Regions from separate parts of the Homo sapiens genome. Here regions 1 and 2 are each linked to region 3. Evidence: chromatin contacts called from ENCODE Hi-C or POLR2A ChIA-PET data. All regions are on one chromosome and are shown on one strand. Each heading gives the region's core, a stretch centred on a gene start or an enhancer-like site at or near the end of the contact. The rest is flanking DNA. Distances are from core to core; before and after follow the strand shown.

The links. Hi-C counts contacts between places; a loop is a spot of excess contacts on that map. ChIA-PET counts read pairs that join two places held with the same protein, here RNA polymerase II (POLR2A). Pooled maps may share reads with other maps.
Region 1: a loop to region 3 is called in a map of heart right ventricle, with 3 times the contacts of the local background. The contact joins two enhancer-like sites. A Hi-C loop is called at or near these places in 10 of 168 maps with a recorded cell type or tissue (Right ventricle myocardium inferior, cardiac septum, gastrocnemius medialis and 6 more), 1 of 37 single-sample maps with no recorded cell type and 11 of 50 pooled maps.
Region 2: a map of heart left ventricle shows a loop between it and region 3 (2.8-fold over the local background). The contact joins two enhancer-like sites. A Hi-C loop is called at or near these places in 9 of 168 maps with a recorded cell type or tissue (Caco-2, Right ventricle myocardium inferior, Right ventricle myocardium superior and 5 more), 1 of 37 single-sample maps with no recorded cell type and 15 of 50 pooled maps. POLR2A ChIA-PET finds 5 or more read pairs at or near these places in 2 of 52 experiments (H1 and WTC11).

What each region holds. Positions count from the first base shown.
Region 1 is chr9:89,875,531-89,879,815 of GRCh38, forward strand. No RefSeq gene overlaps it. Among named protein-coding and RNA genes, the nearest start is that of MIR4290, 150 kb to the right of the region's middle. Within about 2 kb of position 2,521, at least 11 of the 41 ENCODE cell types and tissues checked have a DNase peak (open chromatin) inside an H3K27ac peak, as active enhancers do; they include gastrocnemius medialis, heart right ventricle, psoas muscle and 1 more, where a contact is called at or near this core.
Region 2 is chr9:89,922,032-89,926,347 of GRCh38, forward strand. No RefSeq gene overlaps it. Among named protein-coding and RNA genes, the nearest start is that of MIR4290, 99 kb to the right of the region's middle. Within about 2 kb of position 2,105, at least 3 of the 41 ENCODE cell types and tissues checked have a DNase peak (open chromatin) inside an H3K27ac peak, as active enhancers do.
Region 3 is chr9:89,997,709-90,001,752 of GRCh38, forward strand. No RefSeq gene overlaps it. Among named protein-coding and RNA genes, the nearest start is that of MIR4290, 24 kb to the right of the region's middle. RefSeq lists enhancers at 1,767-1,936, 1,977-2,046, 2,057-2,106, 2,157-2,246. Within about 2 kb of position 2,148, at least 31 of the 41 ENCODE cell types and tissues checked have a DNase peak (open chromatin) inside an H3K27ac peak, as active enhancers do; they include gastrocnemius medialis, heart right ventricle, psoas muscle and 1 more, where a contact is called at or near this core.

The DNA.
Region 1 (4,285 bases), core at 1,271-3,770, 120 kb before region 3:
CTCCTCTTTATTCAAAAGCCTGATTCCTCCTTACTGCATGGCAGACCCCCCCAGCGTGCCAGCTGTGCAGGTCCCAAGGGTGCTGAGGGCAGGAGAAGGCAGCTCTGGCAGCTCACGAGGGCATCCATGCACCGCCCCCATCTGTGGAGCTGAAGTTTAACGTATCCTCTGGGGCCCCCATCACACCTGCTTTTGATGGCAGAAGGGCAGGCACATGCTCAACTCTTATCCTAAAGCCTTCCAGCTGGCTACTTCATCATCTGCAGGAGTCCACAGGACTATGGGGGACAACAGCTCCCCAAGGCCCAGACTCCCCCTTAGTCGAGTGCGGTGGCTCATGCCTGTAAGCTGAGCTACTCAGGAGGCAGAGGTGGGAGGATCACCTGAGGCCAGGAGGGGCAACATGGAGGGAAACTGTCTCTTAAAAAAGAAAGAAGGAGGCTGGGTGCGGTGGCTCATGCCTGTAATCCCAGCACTTTGGGAGGCCGAGGCGGGCAGATCACGAGGTCAGGAGATCAAGACCATCTTGGCTAACATGGTGAAACCCCGTCTCTACTAAAAATACAAAAAAATTAGCCTGGTGTGGTGGCGGGCACCTGTGGTCCCAGCTACTCCGGAGGCTGAGGCAGGAGAATGGCGTGAACCCGGGAGGTGGAGCTTGCAGTGAGCCGAGATTGCGCCACTGCACCTCCAGCCTGGGTGACAGAATGAGACTCCGTCTCAAAAAAAAAGAAAAAAAAAGAAAGAAAGAAAGAAAAAAGTTAAAAAAAGTTTTATAAAAAAGTAAAATTTAAAAAAGACTAAATAAGTAAGTAAATAAATAAAATGGGTGAGCCCCACCCCTCCCAGCTCAGCCCTGTCCCTGGACACATGGGTTTAACTCACAAGGGCCTCCCTCTTCTTCTCGGGGTGCCTCACCCTCTGCAAGGCCCTCCACCATCTCTCTTCTCCACTCCACACCTTCTCAGCTTCTCATCCTGACTTGTCAATTGCTCCATGCCTTTTTTTTTTTTTTTTTTGTGAGACAGAGTCTTGCTCTGTCACCCAGGCTGGAGTGCAGTGGCGCGATCTCGACTCACTGCAAGCTCCGCCTCCCAGGTTCACACCATTCTCCTGCCTCAGCCTCCCGAGTAGCTGGGATTACAGGCACCTGCCACCACGCCCGGCTAATTTTTTGTATTTTTAGTAAAGACAGGGTTTCACCGTGTTAGCCAGGATCATCTCGATCTCCTGACCTCGTGATCCACCCACCTCGGCCTCCCAAAGTGCTGAGATTACAGGTGTGAGCCACTGCGCCCAGCTGCTCCATGCCATTTTTTAAAAAATTATGTTTTTCCCTTTAAAAATTGCTGCAAAGGGCTTCAGATCCACGTGCATAAGAAAGGACATAGAGCGAAGAAGGAAGGCCACCATCTGTGGTCTGGCTACATCCTGAAGTCAATCAGGCTTGTGCAGGTCCAAACTGGCTGCTTAGGACAAGCTCAGGTATCCTAAGGGCCAGAGAATCTGCTCCTTTTCCCCACGAGCATGGACGTACCCAGAAAGTGGTGCAGGATAGGTTGGCTCCAGAGGGGAGGAGGCCATCCCAGCAGGCTGAGGATGGTGTGCAGGGTCTGGAAGGTGTGACACTCCCTCATCCCCCCCGGGGATCAGCTCAGTCCCCCATCCCACCCCACTCTTGCCCTGTGCTTGTGAAGATCCTCTGCCTCATCACACAACTTTCTTTGTCCTATTTCTCCCCTTGTCAGGTGGCCAAGAACATGGTGTACAGTTCAGAGAGCCTCTCAATATGTTGCTTTAAAGTTGAAGACGGGGCCAGCCCAGGGTATCAGCAGCCTTGGCCCCTGCTCCATGCACCATTGCAGGCTGGAGCTATGGCGTTTCCCAAAAACCACCTGGACTTCTTACACATAGAAACAGGGTGACCTCCTAGATGGGTAGACATGCTGCCCTCCAGCTGAGGGTTGGGGTGATGGGATGGGCTGAACTCTGTTCCCCCAAATTCATATGTTGGCGTTGAACCCAGGACCTCAGAATGTGAGTGTATTTGGAGACAGGGCCATTAAAGAGGTAAGGTAAAATAAAGTTATTGCGGTGGGCCCTGATTCAATAGGACTGGTATCCTGGGAAGAAGAGATTAGATACACACAGAGGGATGACCATGTGAGCGTGCAGGGAGAAGACACCATCGGCAAGGCGAGGAGAGGCCTCAGAAGGAACCAGTCCTGCTGACAGCCTCGTCTTAGACGTTCAGTCTCCAGAGATGTGAGACGATACAGTTCTGCTGTTTGAGCTGCCAGATCTGTGGCACGTTATTACCACGGCCTGAGCTGACCCACACAGATGGTTCTCTCGGTCAAACTGTCTCCCCGTTTGCCTTCTGTGCATACTGGCAGGTGAGTGAATGAGCAGAAAGCTTCATTTCCTCCCCAGGCCTGAGCAGGCAGCAGCTGCTTTCCAGGGAGAAGCGCCCCACCTCGCCTCCCAACCCCACACCTGAGGCTGGCCTTGTTATATTTGCCACCAAGATTCCTCAGGGAGCACATCTCTTCATGGACTCCAGGCCCCCAGTCTCAGGACCCAACTCAGCATCCCGCCCACATTGTTGATCTGTCTATTCCTTCCTAAAGCATCAATTATTTTGGAAGGAGCCCAAGAAAATTTCCAATGAGTGTGCATGACAAGGGGATGAAGGAAAAGCACCCTCCTTCGGCCATTTCTGCAGGTCCTGGCTCTGTGCTTTGCAGAAGCGGCCTCGGAGTCCTTGCCAATAGACCTATGCCTAGTGCCCCAAGGGACAAGTGTGTGTCTCTGCCCAGAGAAGGCAGGGAGAAGGAGGAGGCTGGTTCTGCTCCAGCTTGAGGTGGACCTGGGTTTGGGACTGTCATGGGACCAGGGAGGTGACCTTGTATTCAAAAGTTATCACATCCATAACCCAAATGAACTTTCACCTTCTATTTTTCTGCTAAGTCGTAGTTAAAACAAGGAATATGATCTCCACAGGGTTGTGTGTCCACAGCAGTGAAGGAATCGGGGTTTGAGGAATTATTTGGAGATTGTTACCACTTTAGAATGGCCAGCCTGGGCTTCTAAGAGGAAGAGTCAGCTTTCCTTCTGGCTGTGCATGTACATACTAAGTGCATCCTGAAACCCAATGATTAAGTAATATAGTGAACAGAAGTGGTGATTCGGGGAGGGAGAGGGCCACCAGGAGAACAAAGTGGGGCAGCTGGGAGGATGACAGTCGGGAAAGAGGTGGCTGTGTGGGTGGATCTCTTGAGGGCCTCGCTGCATGCTGAGATAGAGTGAGCAGCGGAGGCAGTGGGCACAGAGAACAGCCGAGGGGAGGTGACATAGGAGAGCTGCTTTACAGGATGACTCAGTGGGGACAGAACAGTTCAGCAGACAGGGACACCGTGTACAGAGGCACAGAGCCAAGGGGGCCTGGAGCAGCTGGGAGCCAGCTGGGGCCATGCCTGCTATACCTTGCCACTGGAGCTGCAGAAACTCTGGGGATGTGTCCTTTAGGAGCCAGCTGGGAAGGGCATGGCCATCCGTGGCTGTGACAGCACCCCACTGGCACTGTTTCCACTGTCCACGCAAAGTGGCCGTGGGCTATGATTATTCTGTAAGGCCCAAGACACAGAGCACTAGGAGTTCTGCAGAACAAAATGTGTGGCCACACACAGGTGTGATGGTGCATTCTTAAGTCTCTCAAGTTTTGGGAGCTGATGACACCTTGTGGGGTATGCACACCCACCTCTTCAGGCCTGACTGCCTTCCCTCCTGCCAACAGGCCCAGCACAGCTGTCCAGGGATGCTGCCGGAAGCAGCCGCAGGCCCCTGCAGGCCCATCCTCCGGTCCCTATCCTGCCCTTTCCTTGACATCCCACCTCCTCTCCAGTGGTGGTGATTGGAGCAGCATCAGAATACCCTGGAGGGCTCCGTAAAACACAAATCACTGCCCCCACGCCCCAATTTTCTTATGTAATAGCTTTGGCCGGGGCTGGCACTTGTTTTGTCAACAGGATCCCAGGGGATGTTGATGGTGCTGGTCTGGGGACCATGCTTTTGACAACCACTGCATACAGCAGGACAAGTCATGTGCAAATAGCAAAACAGGCCTCTGCATTCATTTCCTAGGGCTTCTGTAACGAAACATCCCATCCTGGGTGGCTTAAAGCAACAGAAATTTATTCTTTCCGAGTTCTGGAAGGCAGATATCAGAAATCAACATGTGCGTAGGGTGAAGTTCCCTCAATCCACAGCAGAGCAGCAGGGAATC
Region 2 (4,316 bases), core at 855-3,354, 76 kb before region 3:
ATGATTGAGTTATCATCAAGATATTGTTCAGTATAAACATCATTTTACTTTTCTAAACTTTTAAAAGTGGCCAACACATTCAGTCGCTGTATTATCTTTTGATTAACCCAAGTGCTCAGCTATCCATCGCATTCCACGAAGTCAGTTTGCAATTAATGAGCAGGACACAGTTTATCAGCATGCCTGAGAAAAGCGATTGTATCTGGATGTCCTCAGCCCTTTCCCCTCCAAATAGGCTGTGTGGTGAGTGCTCCTTCGAATGGTACAGATGGCCGGCCTGTTTATCCTCTCCTGCCCTTGCTTCGGGCCATGCCTAAGTGCCTCACCCCTGGCTGAGTGACATCAGGTCCAGCTGGAAGTGGGGCACCAAAATGCCTGCCTCACTGGAGCTTGGTGGTGTCTGTTTGCTCACCTGCAAGGCCAGCATGGCCTTTTATTAGAGGTCTCAGGGGGCTGGGGGAGGCCATAGCTCTTTGAATTTCTCTTATTAACTCTTCTTTGACTGGTTCCAAGTCAAAGACTTCTGCGTGCATATGTACACACACTGTATCACACACACCACACACTCACACTACCCATGGATATGCACACATACCACATACCACACACACATATGCACACACACACCACACAACACCACACACATATATGCACGGATATGCACACACACCACACTACACACATCATACACACACTACACAATGTTACACACACCTATACACACACATACACACACATGCACACATACTGCGCTACACGCACCACGCACATACATGCACACACACCGCACTACACACATCATACACGTACCACACAATACTATGCACACCTATACACACGCATATGCATATGCACCACACACACACGTTATACATCCCCCACATACATTTTCTCCACTTTTCTTGGCTGCTTCCCTGGTCCTCACCATCAAAGGAATTCTTGCAGTAGAGCCTGGAAGGCTTCTCCCAGGAAGCACCCACTTCCTGCAGGAGAGAGACTGTGAGAGCGCGCCAGCCTCCTCCCCAGCCCTACACGCTGCCATTCATCCTCTCAACACACTTGTGAGTGTCCCTGTTGTGCCAAGCACTCTTCCAGGTCCTTCCAGGAGGTGGGTGAGGGGCACTGATGAAAAAAATGGGCCTCAACCTGGAGTCATGAAGCTTGGGGGTTTGGGTGGGACACAGGAATAAGAAATGAACATATCTGTGAACACGATGACCAGGAATTACAGGAGGGAAAGAGCACCGAGGAGCCTGCAGAAAGAGGCCCTGGAGCCCGGAGCTGATGCCAAAGGCTGTCCAGGAGGAGCAAAGGAGCAGCCAGGAAGGCCCTGGGGCACAGCAAGAGTGTCCAGAGTGAAGCCCAGCAAGTGGGGAGGGCGGTTCATGCAGTGAGAGGAAGACTCTAGAGGTTTTATCTAGGCCGTATTCCTTCCCCCTTTGTGGAGATGGGTTGTGCAGGGGGTGTGGAGGGAGCTAGAAGCTCCGCATGCATGGAAGATTAGTGCTCACAGAGCCCCAGATAGAGGCCGAAATGCCCATGGTGGGTGAGGAAGAAGTTTGGAAGGGGAAGCCAGAGAGGAGACGATGCAGGGCTCGCACTGGAACCAGCTCAGTTGGATGAAAGAAAAAAGTAAAGAAAAACGGAGAGCTTGAGCTTAAGGTCATTTTTCTAACTTTCTGTGTTGAAATAACGTTGGACAGACAGAAAAGTTACAAGGATAGAGTTTCCATACATACTTTTTTCATGTCAAGATCTTGTATCAACACGGCCCATTGGTCAAATCTGAGGAATTATTGTGGGTAAAATACGATTAGCCAAATGGTAGACTTTGTTTGAGTTTCCCTATCTTTCCACTCACTCCCTTTTTCTGTTCCAGGATCCAGACCAGGAGCCTACATTTCACTAACTTGTCAGGACTCCCGTCTCTCCTCCAGCCTGCGACAGCTCCTCCGTCTTCTTTTGTCTTTTCTAACCTTGATACTTTTGACGAGTACTGGCCAGCTGTTTCGCAGGATTTTCCTCCAGCTGAGTTGGCTTGAGGTTTTCTCTGATTGGATCACAGTTACCGGTTTTCGGAGGAACAGCACAGAGGTGAACGGTCTCACTTATCACTCCACATCAAAGCAGGCATGACACCCACGTGACTCATTCCTAGGAGGCTGACCTTCACCTTTTGGTCTGGGCGACATCTGCCAGGTTTTTCCACTGTCTAGTGACTATTTTTTTCTTTTCCTTTTTTTATGTTTGTGAAAGTCCTGCCCACACTCAAGGGGCGGGAAATGAAACTACACCCCCTGGTGTAATTTGTGAGGTACATTAAAACCACCCTAGTAATAGGAAATGCTCACATTATGCTTTTGGTCATTGTTATTGAGCTAGTTATGAGGCTTCTTTTTCCCTCTGTGGGAAGATGACATTTTCACCCGTAATACCTTGTCACCCGTACCACTTTGGCAGTCTCAGTGAAGATACCTGCACCCTCTGGGTGAGGGGCTTCTGACTAGTGCCATGGATGCTTGCTCTACAGAGACCAGAGAAGACTCCAGTTAGGGAGAGCGGACTCGCTACGCTCAGGTGCCGCCCCTCTGTCTCCCAGCCTCTCTAAAATGACAAGAAAGGGACAAAAGCCTTATTAACTTATAGAGTGAAAGACAGCAGGGATAACCAAGGGTAAAGCATCACAACACATTTTGTAAGTGCCTCATCTGAGCAGATCCTGACCAGGAGTGTCCCCTCTCCTGCCACCCACTGGAAGGTGCAAGCAGACGGAGGTGGACAAAGCCCTGGGCTCATGGCAGGGCCCCTGCAGTATCTGCCTGGAGGACCTCAGGCACCACAGTTCCCTCTCCCATTCTGTATGCCCTGTGGCTACTCTGGACACAGTCCCCATAGGAGGTGGTAGTTGACTGGGGATGCCATAACAAAGTGCCACACACTAGGTGACTTAGAACAATAGCAATGGAGTGTTTTACAGTTCTGGAGGCCAGAAATCCAAGATCCAGGTGTTGGCAGGGCCCCACTCCCCGTGAAGGCACCAGGACTCTCTCTGCCCAAGGCCTCTCTCCTACCTTCTGTTAGTTCCTTGGCTTGTGGCAGCAGAGCTCCAATCCTTACATGGCATTCTCTACGTGTACGAATGCATCTATGTCCAAATTTCCCCTTTACATAAGGATATGAATCATACTGGATTGGGGCCCACCCTTGCAATCCTATCTTAAATAATTACCTTTGTAACAGCTCTATCTCCAGATCTACACACACACTCGGAGGGACTTGGGGGTTAGGATTTCAACCTGTGAATTTTGGAGGGAACGTAATTCAACCTATAACTAGGTGGGATGTTTACTTGCTGAAGGAACAGACAGTCCCACTAGGCTGGGAATGGTAGACCCAGAGAGGGCTGGAGGGGAGCTTTGGGGCTAAAAAGACAGATTACATGCAAGCCAGCCTCCTGAACCTGGGACCCTCAGCTCTTCTTCCCACTCTGCTTCCACAGGTCTACCCTGCCCTCACCTGGGGAGAAGTGTGGAGGACTCCTCCTTGGAGAAAGTGAAAAACTCCCAGAGAAAACATTGGCAGGAATTGGCATTGGATGGGTCCTGGCTTGAGACTAGCTCCCATTGCATCAGTCTGCAAGCCCTCTGCTATTTCTACCTCCCCACCCAAACTCCAATCCACACTTACTTTAATGTCCCATTCTGCAATGTGAGTGGGCAGCGGAAGGTCACCAGAAGCTGTAGAGAAAGTCTTTACATGAAAGACAGACACTAAGGGGTAAAATCGCAAAGCAGGTATGCAAAAGAAACAAAAATAACCAGGGGGCTAAATAATCGAAAAACAATATTTTATGTTCTCAGATATCAAAGATGGTATTGCATCTGTAGAGAAGGAAAAATGTACTAAATAAAATTACTAAGTATTGGTCTAGAGGGTTGGAGAGAATATAGATATTTTTTAAATACGAAAATGAGATTTATCTATCAATCATCTATCTACCTATGTCATTCATCTATTTATTAATCCTCTATCTATCTACCATCTACTTATATACATATTCATTCATCACTATCTATCCATCTGTCTTTTTGCCTGAGTACTTTCTTTGAAAACTACTGGATAATGCACTTCAGTAAAATAAGGGAGAAAACTAGATAACATGGAATTCTGGAAACAGAGGACCCAATACAAGAGAGAGATGAGGAAGGCTCAAAAGTCTCTAAGAAAAAAAAAAGCTACTGTATTTGAGTACTTGGAAGTGTGTTTAGGCATTTAACAGATGCGTTAAAATTTTTAGAAATGTTAGCAAGAAGCAC
Region 3 (4,044 bases), core at 898-3,397:
GGGTGTGAGCAGGGCTCTGCTCAGAGGGCCTTGAGCCCTCTCAGGCCATCCCTGACCACATTGCAGCCTCCACTAGCCCCGCATCAGGTTCTGGCCCTGCCCAGAGCCACCTCCCTGTGGTGGGGATGAGACATCCCAACTTCTCTCAGACCTGGGAGGCCACCCAAGGTCTCAGGTTGGGAAGGCCGCCTTAAAAGATGCTTGGCTTCCAGTTCTTAATCTTAGAGGATTTGGGGGAGGAACCAACAGTGTATTGTGTGTAGTGTGGTGTGTGTGTGTTGTGTGGTGCATGCATATAAGTGTGGCATGTAAGTATATGTGTGCTTGGTATATGCATATGGATGGATGTATATTGTGTTTATGTATGGGACACCTGGTTTGTAATATTTGTCATTGTCTGTGGTATAAATCCTCCCATGACAGCCAATGGAAAGCTAATGCCATGTCACCAAAAACAGAGTTGGAAAGGGTGTGCAGAGCCACTACCTTAAGTACGATGACGTACATATATCACCAGACAGATAAACAGACACGCAGCCTAGAGAACACTGATAATAACACAATGTGGGGGTTATTATCTTGAATTTTAATATAATTTATTTTATTGCAAATCTATTCATTTTAATTTTTAATAATGGCTGTGTGTAACAACTGGTCCCGAAATTCACAGACATTTGGCAATCGACCCCATCAAGGGGGTACGGGTTGGCCTAGACCACCCTGGATTCCTTCTCCGGCTGCGTTCTGTGGCCAATGTACTGAGCCCTGCCGGCCTCCTTCCTCAAGAAGCTGGAAATCTGGTAGGAGCTGGAGATGGTTTCACTGGGGTCCCCAGGCTCACCACCCATGGGGCTGCAGAGGGAGTGGTGGAGATACACATGGAGGCCTCCTGGCTCTGGGAGTAGCTTCACACTCATACTCGGGGAATTGTTCTAATGGCTCAGGCTTGAGGCACCACATGCAGTTTTTTTTTTTAAAGTATGGTATTAATTTATACTTGTCTGTTGTTTATCCAATAAATGGCGTTCCAAATAGCAGGGCACTAGCCTGAACGGGAGAGGAGTGTGGATTCTGTTCTAAGCATGTTACAGCATCTGCTTTCATACTCATGCATATGCACACATGCATATATGTATATCCATGTCTACCTCAGGCGTGGGCACTTGCTGACTTATCAGGCATAGCCAAAGATAAAAGGCAACACTATGCTCCATGGAGGATGAATCTCACTTGGGTAATAAAATGACAAAGAAAACTAGAGAACTAATGGCCATAAGACTCAGCCCAGCTGTGCCCCAGGAGGGAGGAGAGATTTGGGAGTGGGGTTCTGTAGGGGGGTGGGAAGGCTCTAGAGTGGGTGCTGGGGGTTACAAGCATTTTTGCCTTATAGGACTTCATTAAACTTCATGTTTGCTTTATGCAGCTTCCTGTACTTGTGGGACATTTACTGTTAAATATATACTTTCATATATATGTGCAGATATACCTCAATATATATGTATATATATGTCTGTATGTGTGTGTTGTATGTACACACACATACACAGAGACATTACAGACATGTACTCACTCTCTTTCACCTGAGTTGGCAGAAAGTTTTGTTGCTGGGCCCTGCTGAGATAACCGGTTTGCCCAGTGGCTTGCTGGCCTTGCCAGGCTGTGCTGAGCTGTTCTGCGATGGCTGGCAGGCGCTGCCTGGGCTAGAACTGGTAGTAGAGCTCCAGGTTTTAAATGGACCTAGGGGGATCAGCCCAGGGTTCCATGCAGGTTTAGCAGGTAGGGTGTAGCAGGCCACAGCTCTGAGAAGGCTCTGACCTGGCAAATGCTCACGGACTTGAGGCCTGCCCTGCCTGACAGCGGCTCTGATTTCCTGACCTGTGCACAGGAGCTGGCTGAGGGGCAGCCCCTGCAGGCTTAGAGTTTTCTGGTGAAAAGTGTTGTGGCAAAAGGAGCTTGAGCTGGTCCCCCAGTACCTCTGGGCCATGTGGGGCCTTCCCCCTCCCGAGGAGAGGGGCATGACTGAGATGTGCCCTCTGCCCCAGGGAGGCACACACCAGGGCAGGGCTAGGAGACACTCAGCCTCAGTAGCCACTTTCCAGTCAAGGGCCTGGGGTCACAGAAACCTCAGGGCTCCTTCCTGTAAGTCGGGGTGGTTCTCAGCAGCAAGCTTTCACTTTCCATGCCTGGCTGGGACAGCTGGGTATTGAGACTGAAGAGACAGCCCACCTCTCCTTCTGCCCAGAAAGTGAAAATGCCTGAGAAGGCGCTGGGAGTGACTGGGGACAGCCAGATGAAGGTCCAGTTCTGGTGTCGGGTCCCTGAGGAGGGAGCTCTGTGGACTGGCTCCGTAGCACATGCTCCTGGGGCTTGCCTGGCACCGGTGCAGGGATCAAGGTCGGAGTCCACTGGCTGCTGGGAAGGCTGGCATTGGAGTTACACTAAGGCGCTGAGCAGCGTTAGGCACTCAAAATCTATTTTAAGCCTTGTGTAAACATGCATGAGGCGAAGTCTCCCTCTCCCTGCTGCTCCTGCAGAAAGAGCTGTCCTTTGCATTGCCAACTTCTCAGGGTTCTTGTGGAGGTTAAGCAAGTGCTGTTTTGATTTTTTTCTGGAGGTGAAGTGAATTATAGCCTTGTTGTTTTAATAAGTCACAATATTTACAAGTTCATTTCTTTGAACTGTGTGTGGGGGGTTATTTTGTCTGCAATTTTGAAGGTAAATAATTTTCTGCTGTTTCACTGTCGTTTCAGCCAGATATTTTTGTTTGGTTTGGTTTTCAAAAGGAGGAGAAGGGAACTAGCTTTTATGGAAGGTCTTTGCTCTGTCCTTACCAACGCGGGAGTTGTGCTTCCATTACCTTCTTTAATCATTTTCATAAGGATTTTTGTACAAATGATGAGGAATGACGGGTGGTTTTAAATTTGTTTTTCAGAAAGAAGTAATGCATGACTCTGATTTGCGGCTGCAGGATAAATCCGAACTATTTCAGGGAGATGTCATGGAGAGCTCATCTCTCAGCATCAAAGTTGCCTCTCCTGACTTTTGAATTTTAAGTGTTCTGTGTGGAAGAAAAATGGAGACAACAAATTTCTATGCATGGATTCAAAGAATCCTCGTAATATACAGACTACATTCTCCCCAGCTTTTTATCTCTATATATTCTTTTTGTTGAGTTTCAACCACATAGGGTTGAAATTCACCTTCCCACATTACATTTTTCATCAATAGTTGAAGACCTATGTATGTAAATATCAGGAACTATCAGAACTCCCTGCAACAGGAAACCTGACCCCCAACTCCCCCGAAATGCATCATGATAAACAGTCACTTGCCAAAATAACAAATCAGCTTCCTGGAACATGCTTGCTCAAAACCAGGAGAGGAGCTTAGAGACGTCAGCTTGACTTCTGCCTCGTACGCAGGAAGGGTGACCTTCAAAGATCAAACATCGTCCCAAATCTCCCTTCATCTTGTAGTACTCCTGCTTGTCGTAGCTCCTGTTACCATCAGGTACTGGGCCAACCATCCGTCATGTCAGAAGAGAGTTGGGGACAATCCCTGGATTATTTCACCTTTGCCCTGCTGGTATAGACAATGTGTGTTATGGCTGGGTGACTTGCTGACTTTTACTCTGAGCAACAGCTTTGTCAGAGTAAACTAAAACAGAGACTTCAGAGCATAATAAAATATGACATTTTTTCTGTATAGAACTAAAGACACGGGGGAGAGAGAACAACTTAATTAAAAAGACAGTGCCCTTTCAGTGTCTTTTTTTTTTTTTTTTTTTTTTTTTTTTTGAGATGGAGTCTTGCTCCGTCGCCAGGCTGGAGTGCAGTGGCGTGATCTGGGCTCACTGCAACCTCCACCTCCCGAGTTCAAGTGATTCTCCTGCCTCAGCCTCCCAAGTAGCTGGGACTACAGGCACGTGCCACCACACCCAGCTAATTTTTTTTGTATTTTTAGTAGAGACAGGGTTTTACCGTGTTGGCCAGGATGGTCTCGATCTCTTGACTTTGTGATCTGCCCTTCTCTGCCTCCCAAAGT